Linked DNA regions of Mus musculus: region 1 is linked to region 2. The links are chromatin loops, found by intact Hi-C in ENCODE. Cell type or tissue: heart. All regions are shown on one strand. Each heading gives the region's core, and the rest is flanking DNA. Links, peaks and the distances in the headings are about the cores only.

What was found. A loop is a pair of places that touch in the nucleus more often than their neighbours do. Peaks named below come from ENCODE experiments on the same cell type or tissue, not always from the same donor. Only the 100,000 strongest peaks of a DNase experiment are listed, where the experiment ranks them.
Region 1: a loop joins it to region 2, with 2.1 times the contacts of the local background. A loop is called at or near these places in 2 of 42 quality-filtered maps.

Annotation. Positions count from the first base shown.
Region 1 is chr11:54,098,351-54,105,494 of GRCm38, reverse strand. P4ha2 (procollagen-proline, 2-oxoglutarate 4-dioxygenase (proline 4-hydroxylase), alpha II polypeptide) reads right to left here and starts at 4,571. Exons shown (of 16, transcript NM_001136076.2): 1 at 4,455-4,571; 2 at 3,848-3,975. In heart, for the core only: a CTCF peak has its summit at 4,435; DNase peaks (open chromatin) are centred at 3,594, 4,254, 4,424 and 5,164; H3K4me3 peaks cover 1,950 bases; H3K27ac peaks cover 2,116 bases; H3K27me3 peaks cover 328 bases.
Region 2 is chr11:54,433,994-54,441,137 of GRCm38, reverse strand. Fnip1 (folliculin interacting protein 1) reads right to left here and starts at 2,959. Exons shown (of 18, transcript NM_173753.4): 1 at 2,750-2,959. The coding sequence starts at 2,841. It overlaps LOC115487771 (a long non-coding RNA gene), which reads right to left and starts at 2,743. Exons shown (of 2, transcript XR_003949675.1): 1 at 2,231-2,743; 2 at 1-1,507. In heart, for the core only: no CTCF peak of the experiment used is centred there; a DNase peak (open chromatin) is centred at 2,997; H3K4me3 peaks cover 1,561 bases; H3K27ac peaks cover 1,508 bases.

The DNA.
Region 1 (7,144 bases), core at 2,933-5,432, 340 kb after region 2:
CTTGAGCACTCTCACTGTTAATACTGTACAGCCCACCTGATAACTGGCTATGAAGGATGGAAGGACTAACAATGGATAGTGTATACCACATGGATACACTAAGGAAGGAATGATACACTGGGAAGGCCAGCGTAGAGTGACACAGACTCCGTCACAGAACTTAGGAGAGCCTAGAGTTGTTATGTCTTCTATTTTCCAATGACTATTTCACAGTGTGGTTGACCATGAATGATGAAAACTACACAAAGCAGGAATGAGGAGGAAACGGTACTGTAAACCACATAAGAAGAACCACCGAGGCTGCTGAAGGCACGTCAGCAAGCTAAGCTTCCCCAGCTAAGGCCCCTCCTGCAAGACACACTGATACCATCTGTAGTGGCTATTCCTGGTTGTCAACTTGACAATATTTGGAATGAACTACAATCCGGAATTGGAAGGCTCACCAGTGACCCTTATCTGGAGGCTTGGAGATCCTTATCTGGATCTTGGTTTGAAGATCTTGAGCCATAGTGGCTATGGATTCCAGAAGATTGAATCTCCGAGTTAAGGAACACACCTTTAATCTGGGCTATGCCTTTCATCTGGGATTAAAGGTGTGGTGGAACACACCTTTAATCTGGGCTACACCTTTTGCTGGAGACAATATAAGGACATTGGAAGAAGGGAGTCTAGCTCTTGCTCTTGCTCCTTCGCCTGCTTGCTGCGTGAGACTGAGTAACTGCTAGATCCTTGGACTTCCATTCACAGCTGCGACTGAACCATTGTTGGGAATTGGGCTGCCGACTGTAAGTCATCAATAAATTCCTTTACTATTTAGAAATTATCCATAAGTTCTGTGACTCTAGAGAACCCTGACTAATACACCATCCTATCTTACTCAGTAACTGTCATAGCACCTGTGCCTTCCCAAGACTGCGAATCCACACTGCACTCAGATTGAAAACTTGGTCACAGATGTCTCAAAGGTTCGCAGATTAAGAAGCCCATGACACCCGTACTTGGAGGCCACCAGGAAAAGGAGAGTTCATGGAGGAAAAGTAAGGACACCATTCCCTGAATTCAAGCCAGAGTCATGTCTACTGGACATGTCACACATTATCACCCCGGGAGCAGGCATGCCTGCCATGGAGTCAGAAAGACCCAGAGTTAAACCCTAGCTCCAACTGTCATTTCCTGGCGTTGTAACCTTGGAGTCCTGGACTTTTTGATCCTTAGTTTTTTTCATTTATACAACGGAGACCATCCTTAGGACCTATACTTGATAGTTCTGTGAACTGAATTAGACGACACACGCCAGCAAGCTGTCAATCATTGAGCTGATTTTGACCAATCATCAGAACCAACCAAGAGAATCACAGGAACTCAAGGGGATCTGAAGTGGACAGTTGCTCAGCCCAAGTTAGTGGCTCTTGGAGTGAGGAAGGCCCATACAAAGAGGTAGTGAAGAAACAAGAAGACGTCAGAAGGTGAGTGATGTCTGGGTCCCAGGAATGCCAGGAGAGATGACATATTCAATTCAGGGGAGACTGGAAACAGGTGTCACCAAAGTATGCAACACTTGGAGGTGACCCTGGAATTGACCAATCACAGGCCCCAAAGCTCACACACACACACAAAAATGGTTCCCTGGCAAAAGACAGGGAGCAGAACCAATACTCCAAAATCTCTTATAGTTCTATGCTTCTGACCTACTCATTCCAGTCTCCCAAGAGTACCAGGCCTTGGGATCTCCACCACTCCCTGGCTCCCAGGAATGCCAGGTACAGAGCAAGCAATCTCTAGCAAGCACTTACCAAGAAGTCTGGAGCAGAGGCTGACCTGTACCAGGCTCAAACAGATCCTATCAGGGTCAGGAAAATCACTATCCAAACACGAAAGTCTCTGCCCTGCAGTGGCACCAGCGGAACAAAACCCCGCTTCTCAAAAAAGCCTAGTCTGACCTTCTCATCCTGCTCTGCTCTCGCTGAGAAGGAAAACTGTCTGTCTATCCTTCACTCCACATCCCCAGCACAAACCCCACAGACCACAGGACTCAGTAATTCCCTTTGCTCTGGGATACGCTGGTGTCCCACCCTCAGGTACTTCAAAGGTCTAAATGACTAGATTTGAATGATGGTTTTCAAAGTTGAAGCCTCTTTCCAGGACTCTGCTGGTCTTTCCCGTGCCTGCATTGCAGCATTTGCTGTCAACCTCCATCTGCATAAAATTAAGCTCTTGACAGATCCCAGAAGCCAGGGACACACCCCCCAGGCCTCTGCACACTATCGGCCAACGTGGCCCTAAGTCAGCCAAGGCCTTCGGTCCAGCCTCAAACCCTCCCAAGGATGTGGGAGAATGCAGTCAAAAATGGAAGCTTTCTCAGCAGACAAGGAAGCCCTCAATTCCCTCACTCCACGCAGTCCCCAGAGCTGCAGGGCCTCAGTCTCCCTCTGATGAGCACCCACACTAGGGCTCCTCCCTAGGCTCTAGGCAGCTGCCAGGGCTAAACAGCGATCTCAGAGAGATTATGAGCTGCCTGTGGGCAAAAAGAGCTCCTCCCCCACCGCCTGTCTTCTCCCTCATTCAAGCCCCAGGCCCAGTCTAGTCAGATATGAAGCACATGCAATTCAAGGAACAACCCACAGTCCATTGTACGCAGTCCAATCTATAGATAAGTAAGTCTCTCTGCAGAGCCTGTGACAATGTGGAGGGACTCCCAAAGGTCACACACAATGCTTCAGTTGAGTTGTCACCATATCTGCCTGCTGAGCTCTGACGGTAATAAGGAGGATCAATATGACAGAATCTTCAGGCTAGGGCCTCCAGCCAACTCACTCCATCAAGCAATGTGGCTTCACTGGCTGGGCCACACAGTGGACAAGCTCGTGTGAGGACAAGAAGGCCCAAGAAGAAAAGAATCCCAAGGTCAAACATTCTGTACATGGAGAGGAGCCGAGAGGCTGGCCTTGAGGCACACACAGAACCATATCGAGAGACTACACCCTGGACACTTCAGAGGCAGTGGAGATACACGCCAGAGGAAAGCCTGGTCAATTTAACAGGGCACTCAACCATGGGCTGACTTGGATGTGATATAAATTCAGAACAAGCAACAACTTGCAAAATCACCCTATAAATTTTGAGCTAGACAATAGACCTCTGCAAAGCTGAGAACGTTTGAGGATGTCAGAAGCTACAAAGTGGTGCACTGGGACCCTGCTCTTAGTTCCAGGAAGCTCTTCCATCAGGAGGGATAAGGTGTCAGTAACGAGATGGCCTGCATTAAGAAGCAAAATCCTTAAAGTGTCATTCTTCAGGGTAAGGATCCACTGTGTGGCCCAGTCAGGGAAGCCACGTCGCAAGGATGGAGTGAGTTGGCTGGAGGCCTTTCCCCAATGATTCTCTTGTACTGAGACTCCTTAGCGCGTTGAGAGCACAGCAGAGTTGCTGTAGGGGGCAATTCAATGATCTCCTTCAGCATAGTAAATGACACATTAGAATACAGATGACAGGAAGACCCACCTGTACTTCCCAGTAAAATCCTGCGACAGAAGTACCCAGACCCATGCTCACCTTGCAAGGGCTCAGTGGACTTTCCTCATGCAGATCTCTCACTGCTTGTGGGTGGGGCCCTTGGACAGCTATTCCCTAAAGCGGCCCTTTTCCGTTACCTTGATTCCACTACTGTACCACAGACGTGATACTGGCCCAAGCTTGCGGCCACTCAGGGTGATTCCTCAGTCCAGGTTCCTAAGTGACCAATCCAGTTTACCGGAGCCTCCCACCCCAGCCCATGTCTCCTGCCCGGAAGCATCCAGACATCTACCAAGTCCACACAGCCCAAACTCCACACTAACTCAGTACTTACCTTGCTGATGCTCTGGACCTGAACTTTCTGAGTCTTCCCTTCTGCCTGCCTCAGTCCTTGAAAGTCTCCAGGCACAGAGAATGCTCTATTTGTTGAATCAGTCAGCCAATCGCCACCGGTCTCTGAAACTGCTCAGGGAAAACATCAGAGGTTCGACAAGGATGTCTTCTGACAGATAGGAGGAGAGTTTCTGATTTAAGAGCCCATAAAACTGGCAGCGACCAAGCTGGTCCTTGCCAGGGTTGGGAGCCAGGGGTCTTCCTCATCCTAAGCAGCGCCGCCTTCGGGGCCAGGCGGGCGCCTCCGCCTTAGATCGGGGGGCGACCCCGGGGTCAGGTCGCCCCTTCCCGGGAGCCCGCCAAGTGTCCTGTCCGGCCCGGCCTAACAGTACCGGCAGGAAGGGCACCGCTGACCTCACCGCCCTAACCCTGGGAAGGGACGCGGGCGGGACAGGAACCCAGGCGGGTGCAGAATCAGGGCGCCGGACGCGGGGCACGGGGCTGAGGGACCCCGGATCCAGCTCCCGGCTCCGCGCAGAGCAGAACGCACCGCCCGGCCACCGGGACCCGAGCCCAGCCCGGCGACGACCCTGCGGACCCGCGCTCACCTGAACACGCGCAGAAGCCGGCGTTTCCAGAACCTCCCGCGGCGTCGCCCCGGCGCTCTCGGCTCCGCCCTCGTCACAGTCTCCGCCCGCTTGAGCCTCCGCCACGTCCCCACCTCCCGCCCCCCGGGCCCGCCCGGGCCTGGCTCCGAGCCACTGGAGCCTTCGGGAAGGCCCGAGCCGCCACGCGCTGCACGTATGCGATGCACACCTCCTTGCGCCGCGTGGGACCGGCACCAGGGGCGGCGCCCCCATCCCAGCCTGCTCCAGCCCTCTGTGGTCCCACCACCCCCACATCCATTACCACCGGCAAATTGCAGGAGGCTGGCGTCACTAAGATCGGGAATTGAGTATCCTGGGAGGGGAGTGGAGGGAGGGAAAAGACAAGGGTCTGAGATGTCAGCGCACCTCATCTCTCCAGATGACCCATCTCCAAAGCCTAACTGCTTCTCTGAGGGGCTCAGGCTAGCCAGGCTTCGGCTCTTCTGTAAATGTGAGAAGTTGGCGTAGCCTGGAGCATCTCATCCTAGGGCCAACCTATGGCTTATAACACAGGCCAATGAGATTGGACACCTCAACCAGCTCTGTCTGAGACACACACAGTCAAGAAGACAGGGAAGCAACCGACCTCGATCTGAACTGAAGGATGCTCTGGCAGCTGAGCAGGTTCCCACGCCTGCCCTGTAAGCTTGCTTCTCCATGAATGAGGGGAAGCAGTCTGAGAATCTCATCAGGGAGCAGAGCCCAGAACGGAGATGCCCGGCCTGTGGGACTGTGCCTGGAGTTTGGTGTGGATTTCCCTATAATGGCATGGACCAGGCAGACGGCCCAGACTAGGAAAGACAGACACACAGAAACAACTCAGAAAATACTACCTGGCCACTTGTCCGTGTCTGTGGCAGCTACCAGCCAAGAGCCCAGTTGAAACCATGCACAAACCTTTCTGCATCTGCTATGCCACAGAAAGTACAGTTTGCCCAGATCCTCAGATCCTCCCCATGCCCGCCCACTTCTCTGTCCGGAGTGGTCCTCCTCCTCCTCCTCCTCCTCCTCCTCCTCCTCCTCCTCCTCCTCCTCCTCCTCCTCCCCCTCTCCACAGGATCTTTCCCATTGGCCTATAAATACCTTCAATCCATGGCTATGGAAACATAACCCTCACCCCACTCTACCACCCACTGTGCATCTCTCCTTGGCCAACCAAGCAAGCAAAGTCCATCTTCTTGGCCTATCTCTCAGACCTTCTAGCTCCACAACAGCCCCCAACAGTTACTGTATTATGTTTATTGCTTTACCGTTGTTAAATCACCCTTACATGGTGTATGCTCTTTTTTATTTTTTTTTAAATTATCTTTAATCTTTTTTTTTTTTACAGTCCAGTTGTTATCCCCCATCCATTCTCACCGCCAACAGTTCCTCATCCCATTTCTTGTCCCCTGTCTCCAAGAGGATGTCCCCACACCCCCACACAACCCCACACTCCACCAGGCCTCCCATTCCCTGGGGCCTCAAGTCTCCTCAAGAGTTAGGTGTGTCTACTAAGGCCAGACCAGGCTCTGCTGAATATGTGTCAGGGGCCTCAGACCCGCTAGTCTGTGCTGACTGGATAGTGCCTGTGAGATCTCAGGAGACCAGGTTTGTTGAGACTGCTGGTCTTCCTATGGGGTTGCCCTCCTCCTCAACTTCTTCCAGCCTTTCCCTAATTAAACCACAGGGGTCCCAAACTTCAGACCATTGGTTGGGTGTATCTGCTTCTTAGTCAGCTGTTTGTTGGGCCTCTCAGAGGATAGCCATGCTAGGCTCCTGTCTATAAGTACAACATAGCATCAGTAATAGTGTCAGCCTCCCCTTGAGATCTGTCCCAATTTGGACCTGTTACTAGCCAGCCTTTCCCTCAGTCTTTTCTCCAGTTTTGTCCCTGCAGTTCTTTTAGACAGGAATAATTCTGGGTCAGAGCTTTTGACCATGGGATGGTGTATTAGTCAGGGTTCTCTAGAGTCACAGAACTTATGGATAGTCTCTAGATAGTAAAGGAATTTATTGATGACTTACAGTCGGCAGCCCAATTCCCAACAATGGTTCAGTCGCAGCTGTGAATGGAAGTCCAAGGATCTAGCAGTTACTCAGTCTCACGCAGCAAGCAGGCGAAGGAGCAAGAGCAAGAGCTAGACTCCCTTCTTCCAATGTCCTTATATTGTCTCCAGCAGAAGGTGGAGCCCAGATTAAAGGTGTGTTCCACCACACCTTTAATCCCAGATGAAAGGCGTAGCCCAGATTAAAGGTGTGTTCCTTAAACTCGGAGATTCAATCTTCTGGAATCCATAGCCACTATGGCTCAAGATCTCCATACCAAGATCCAGATAAGGATCTCCAAGCCTCCAGATAAGGGTCACTGGTGAGCCTTCCAATTCCGGATTGTAGTTCATTCCAAATATTGTCAAGTTGACAACCAGGAATAGCCACTACAGATGGCAAACCCATCCCTCCACTTAATGCTTTGTTTTTCTACTGGAGGTGGACTCTACAAGTTCCCTCTCCCCACTGTCTGGCATTTTATCTAAGGTCCCTTCCTTTAAGTCCTGAGAGTCTCTCACTTCCCAGGTCTCTGGTACATTCTAGAAGGTTGCCCACCTCCCACCTCCAGAGGTTGTATATTTACACTCATTCTGCTGGCCTTCTGAGCTTTACTCTTGTTC
Region 2 (7,144 bases), core at 2,051-4,550:
TGGCTCATGTACGCCCCTCACACATCCTACACACACACACACACACACACACACAGAGAGAGAGAGAGAGAGAGAGAGAGAGAGAGAGAGAGAGCAAGAAATAACATTTAAATTAAATGTCTAATTGGTTAAGATAGTTATGTTTCTTATCACAATAAAAATGTATTAACTTTTTAAAGGGTAATCTAAAATACTGAAGAGATCTGTTATAAAAGTAACCTTAATATATTGCTACTGCAACTATAAAACAAGTATGTTTGAAGAAGTTTGGGAACTTTTTAAAAAATTAAATAAAACTCTGCACATGAGCCAGCAGCTCTACTGCTCAGTATCTATACCCAGAAGAAACAAAAATTATTTCTAATTAAAGATCTATACACAAATATTCACAGAAGAATTGCTCAAGTATCTTTTATCTGAGGAGTGAATAAACAAATTGTGAGTTGGACAGATGACCAAATGGTTAAAGTGCTCGCCCAGCAAGTGTGAGGACTGGGAGTTCAGATCCCCAGAAATCCAGAAATGCCAGGAGGGCATTCCCTGTCACTTGTCAGTCCAGGTCCATTAAGGCAAAGCAAGATGGTTTGCCAGAGCAAGCTGGGTAGCAAGATCAGAATCATAGGAACCTCTGGGTTTGACTACAAGACCCTGACTCAATAAGTAAGATGGAAGGTCAGTCCAAGTAACATCAAATTCAGCGAGCACACGCGTGCACACACGCAAAAGAATAAATACACATGAGAGAGAGGGAGAGAGAGAGAGCGAGAGAGCCCAAGAGCAAAAACAAAAGGTATGCTATATCTGTACAATAAATCACCTACTTAAAAGATGAATGGAACTACTAAAAAGGCAACATCGTAGATACATCTCAATAAACATTATTGTGGGTAAAAAGAAGCCAGACATGTGGCTATGGAAGTCATAAAATCACATTTATATGAAATGTTCAAAAAGCCAAAATATAACAAAAGAAAGCAGACCAAATTGTTCTTGGGTGAAAGGGGGTTAAGGACTGTGGAAAAGGAGGGAGCACAAGCTGACAGAACGAATGGTTGTGAAGGTTCAGTGGAGTGCTGAGTATAAACTGTGTTTGTCTGTCAGCCCTCATGGGACAGTAACCTTCCCCGTGTATTCATCTTTTATTGTATTTTAATTATATATCAAGGAAATTTTAAAAGCTGGATTAATTAGATCTCAAGTCACTAGGTATGTGATCCAGAATTCTCATTTTCTCACATTACACTTGTACACATCTTGTTTTCAAAGCAAGTTTTCACGATGAACTGCAGGTATTGGGCTTCCACGCTGGAAAAAGGATTATAAAGTCATCTCTACATTGCTACTTGCTCTATCTCACAAGGTTACTGTGAAATGAGATAACTGATGGGAAAGTTCTTTGGCAGCAGTAAAGTCTTACACAACCATATAGAACACTTACTCAAAAAGTAGATTTTGGTCACATTAACAAATTGAGACTCTTGTAATCTTGGTTACCCAAAGTCAGTCTCTGCACAGAAATAGAAACAGTGGTCTATTCAAATGTTATCTTTTAAATCTCTCTCCAGAGGCTGCTTCCCGGGTCTCTGGTTTTCCTAGGTGTCCCGGTGTATTATCTGGTGTTATCTGCACTTTCGCTTTTCAAAGGAAAAACAACTGTCAGATGACTACGGCACAAGACATTTACTTCCCATTACGAAGAAAAGCCACTGCCATGAAAATTCTTTTGTTAAGCTTGTTTCCAAAACGGTAACTGACCTTTTTCTCCCATTAAATATCAGTTAAATTACTTGCCATTTGATATTCAATCTCACACATTGTTTCCTGATGGGATCTGTATTATTGACAGCGTGGATAATTTGAAAAATATTAAAGCCTCTAAGACTTATGTAGTGCAGTCATCTGATACTTGGGCTTGCTGCAAAATTTGACACTGTTTCCCTTTTACTATTACTGTACAACTGAGTTCTCGGCCATACAGCCAAGTTTGTCTGATATGTGACATTTGGCCTAGTTACATGCGAAAGTTTCCATAGCGCATTATGGAAGACAAAACAATATCTTCTTCAAATACAATTCCACGGCTGAATTTAACCATTGAGCTAAGCTTCTATATATCTGACAATTCTAAAAAGTTACTGTACCAGCAACAGGTACTGCAATCAGAAAGAAACAAAGCATGCAATCACAAACAAACACACACACACACACACACACACACACACACAGCTACCGTTTTCCATTTGCAAGAAACTCCTTTTCAGTAACAGGTGTAAGAAGGGAAAGAAAATTCGACAGTAAGTTCTACCGCAAGTCCTCCTCGAGTCTGGTCAGTAGTAACCCTAACCACTTCGGTTTCGCATTTCTCCTTCGATAACACTAAGGTCGCTCGGCAAGAGAACTGCACAGCTCCAATTTTAGTTTCCAAGAAGCCTGACAGACCGCCAGCCTGCCCACTCGCTCCTCCAGCCTCCTCAGTGCTCCGCAGGTTGGCCGAACGCGCGACAGTCTGCACAAAGCCACCCGAGGGCTGCGGATCACAGGGAGACAGCAGCTCCCGGCCGGGCCCCGGAGGCCTGCGGTGAGGTCGCAGCCCGGGCAGCGTGCGGACCGACAGCCTCCCGAGGCCGCCGTGCTGGGGCTGGGGACGCGGCGCGTGGCGCGGGCGGGGCATAAACAGCCTAGCGAAGAGGGCAGGGGACCGCACGCCCCGCCCGAGGCCGCGACCCCTCGGGGGCCCGCGACGCCTCACCTGAACGCGCAGTCCGGGTCGCGGGCGTCTCGTCCCGGCGCGCCTAATCCGCTCCGCTTGCTGAAGAGCTTCTGGAACAGGGTGGGGGCCATGCTGGCCGCCGCAAGACTGGGGTCGCTCGGCTGGGAGCTCGCAGGAGGCCCCCCGCTCCTACCGCCACCCCGCCACCCCCATGGGCGCCTCAGTCATATGACAGAAATTAGTCACTTCAAACGGCCACGGCGCGCGGGGCGGAGCGCGAGATTGAGGTCGCGGCGATTGGCTGGCGACGAGCCGTATCACGTGGCAGCAAACTGAGCGGGGGGCGGGGTGGGGGTGGGGAGGCGGGGCCGCCTGCCATTGGCTGGCTCACGGGTCCGTCACGCGGCCTCTCACGGGGCGGGGCGTGCGAGGGCGCGCGCGGCTGGGTGGCAAGAGAAAGCCTCTGGGACCCAGGCCCGCCTCTGACCCTCCCAAACTGCTAGGGCTCTAGGAGGAGACCTAGGTCTGTGACTTGAGGTGCGGTTTCCATTGACGCCCGCACTTAGTCTCTAGGAAGATCTAGCGACTGGGGGCTCAGGCTCGATCTCCTTGGTAACCAAAAAGATCACAAGCAAAACCAAGAGAGGCAAGCAGCCGTAAAAAAAAAAAAAAAAAAAAAAAAAAAAAAAAGACATCTATCTAAAAATATCTAACCCTTTATGCTAAGTATTTAGAATTTGAAAGACTGCGGTTAAAGAGCTCAGTAGTTAGAGGCCCTGGGTTTGATCCTCATCACCAAACAAGAAGTTTAGCAAAATGTCTAAGAGAGACAATCAGAACTTCCATGAAACAAAGCTGTATATCTTTAATATCTGGGTATGAGGAAAGGAGGAACTGTAACATTGTTACCAAATGGCAAGACTGCTCTCAAAACGGAAAATACAGCTCACGAACATCCTTCCAGTCTTATCAAACCATCAGTGTTCAGATCAAATTCGTCATCCGTTTACCAGGATGAGGGATTTCGTACAGTGGAATGAAGTTCTCTGAGAAATGTGGATGAATGTGGGGAAATACTGGTGTATGTTTGCAAGGGTAGACAAAGACGCTTGAGAATTTCACTTAGCTAGACATAGGAACCAAATCTTTAAGAAGTTGTCAGCTGATCTGCAGTTGAAAAAAAATAAATAAGTAGCCCTTATTTACATGGGAAAAAGAAAAAATGCCGGGCAGTGGTGGCACACGTCTTTAATCCCAGTACTTGGGAGGCAGAGGCAGGCAGATTTCTGAGTTCAAGGTCAGCCTGGTCTACAGAGTGAGTTCCAGGACAGCCAGGGCTACACAGAAAGATCCTGTCTCGAAAAAACAAAACAAGAAAACAAAACAAAAGAATAAAAGAAAAATTAGCAGGATATTTTTATATCGTTAATAATTTATCACTGGTCAGCATGTTGAGCTGTTACAACATGTTACAAAGTCTCATGTTACAAGACTTTTTTATATTTATTGAGACAGGGTCTCTTGCTGGCCTGGAGCTCACCAAGTAGTGTAGGATGACCTTTCTGCTTCATCTTCTTTGACAGCACAAGAATCACAACCTTGCATTCCTTTGCCCATCCTTGAAGTAGATTCTGGGAATGGAATGCAGGTCTTCTTGTTCACACAGCAAGCACTTCATCTCCAGAGCTGCCTTCTGAAGGTGTTGGAGGAGGAGGGAGAAGTCTCCAGTTCACTCTCCTGTCTCCACCGCTCCAGTACACAAGACATTTAAAAAGCACTAATTATAGATAACTAAAACGAGAATTTGCAGCCAAGCAGTGGTGGCATACACTCTTAATCTCAACACTCTGGAGGCAGAAGAGGGTGGATCTCTGTGAGTTTGAGACTAGCCTGGTCTACAGAGTGAGCTTCAGGACAGCCATGGCTACACAGGGAATCAAAAAATAAATTTGCTCATTGCACAAATTTAAGTTCTGTATACTGGGGATCAACATTAACAACAGAAAAGTTAATTTTATAAGCAAGAAGACTGTAAATGGTAAGGTAATTGCAGAAAGTGATTAGTGTTACGCAATTAATGAACTAAACAATGAAATTATGTCACAGGAAGGTCTTTCTGAGAATGTAGTGCAATAGTTAGATTTTATTCATAGGTCCTTTGTAAACTGCTCATTTCAAAAGTTCCTGGGTATGGTGGTTTGAATAAAAATGGATCCCATAAGTTCATACTCTTGAATGCTTGGTCACCAGAGAGTGGGACTGTTTGAAAGGATTACAAGGATTAGGGGATGTGGCCTTTTTAGAATAGGTGTGGCCTTGTTGGAGAAAGTGTATCACTGGAGTTTGCTTTGAGGTTTCAAAAAGGCCACACAAGGACCAGTGCGCTCTCTCTCTCTCTCTCTCTCTCTCTCTCTCTCTCTCTCTCCCTCTCTCTCTCTCTGCCTGCAGATAAAGATGTAGCACCATGCCTGCTATGCACTATGATCCCAGCCATGATAAAGGACTAAGCCTCTGAAACTGTAAGCAAGCTCCCAATTAAATATTTTCTAACAGTTCCCATGATCATGATGTCTCTTCACAGTGATAGAACAGTGAAATTTTTTTCAAGGAAAATATTTGTGACATTTTTAAATATAGGAAAAAAACCCCATACATCTGCTAAGTCAGTGTGTGAGCTGCTGACGTTTCTTGTTTTTATACACATTAGATAAAAGTGAGTAGAATCAGACTCACGCTTCTACTGGACACTGGAGCAAAGATTCTTAAGGACAAGAGGCTGTCCATGGCTGGCACAGAGATGAATCTTTCCAGGTTCCCTCAGAAGGAAGTTTCCGAATACAGTAACCTCATGTGCCTTCATCTTGGGAAAAAATTACTTCATGGGTGATCATAGATATTAATAGTAGGAGAAGCATTGCTGCTTGCATAAGACATGCTTTATTTTAGTGTTCTCCACTCATGCAGTTGCTTCATGTCTGAATGCTCAGTCTTGAAAGTACAGAGAAAAACCAAATGTATTTGCTACTGTTCATCACATTTCCCTTATACCTCAACATAATGCTACAATAGCAGAGTGAAAACCCTGAAAGGATACAGATTTATAATAAGGCATACTATACAGAAGCGTTTATTTACCCTGCTATTTAATATGATCCATTGTCATAGAGAAGCTGAGGTGTCTTGAAAGCAAGCTCTTTATATTTAGGGAAGAGTCAAGCAGGGATAGAGAAAATATAACAGTTTTTATCTAGTCATTCATGCTATTGTACATGAATGTGGAACAATGAGTTAGAAGTATTAAAAATAAGCCTAGAAGTTTCAGTCTCTGCCAAACTGGTCTCTGTCCATCAGCTTCAAGACCATCCTTCTTTGACTGGGTATGGTGATGCACAACTTTAATCTCAGCGCTCAGGAGGCAGAGGCAGGTGGACCGCTGTTGAGTTGAGTCCAGCCTTGCCTACATAGAAGTTCCAGGACAAATAGAGTCACATAGTGACTTAAAAAGACAAGAAAAAAAATTCTGAAAATATAAATGGCAGAGGTAGTCTTCGCTGTACATATCTGCTGCTTGTCTGACATAGGAAATGGGCTAATAAAACTATAATCTGGCTCCTTTAACCACCGTGCTAATAAACTTGGATTCAGTTGTCTAAATCAGTCTGAAAGAAAACTTTCACTGATTAACATCTCAGAGTAATCAGTCCATTTATACAGACTTGAGTCGACTCAATTCTTAAAACGCTTAAGCCAGCTATTTTGTGGCTATATGACAAGAAAGTGGCAGTGGTTTGACGTTCAAGAAGGAATAAACCTTGGTTTGTTTGCAAGCATCCCTGGTGTCCTTCCTACTTCAGCCTGTTTGAGGCTCTGAGGAGACAGTGTTGAGAGAGAGTCCCCATTGGGAATTTACTTCTTAATGGGAGGAAACCAAATGCCTGCAGGTGGTGATAGGAGCTACAGCAGAAACCGAAGGGGTGGAAGAAAAACTTAGGAGGCAGCCATGGAAAAGATGGTAAAGAACACTCTGAGGGAAAGAAGACAATGTGCGGAGGCTCGGCAGAAGCAATAGGTTTGGTTTGAAGAGAAGGGAAGCCAGACTCTGGACAGGAACATGAGCTTGCATGTGGGTAGAAAAATACAAGGGGCCAGATTATCTAAATCATGGTTCTTTGCAAATCACGGGAAGGAGGTTAGGAGTGGTGGGAGAGGCTGGTTATGTAGCTCAGTGGTACAGTGCGTGTGTGAAGTCATAGGGTCAATCCCTGGCACTGCAAAAGAGTAAATGATAATTCTGTGTAAACAGCCCTACTTAGACTCCGTGGATCACAGGAAAATAGAAAAAAAAACAGTAACACAACATGAAAATTGAAGAAATTGTTGGGAAGAAGTTCAGCATGTGTGGGAAGGAATAGGAAGGAGTAGTGGAGAATGAAA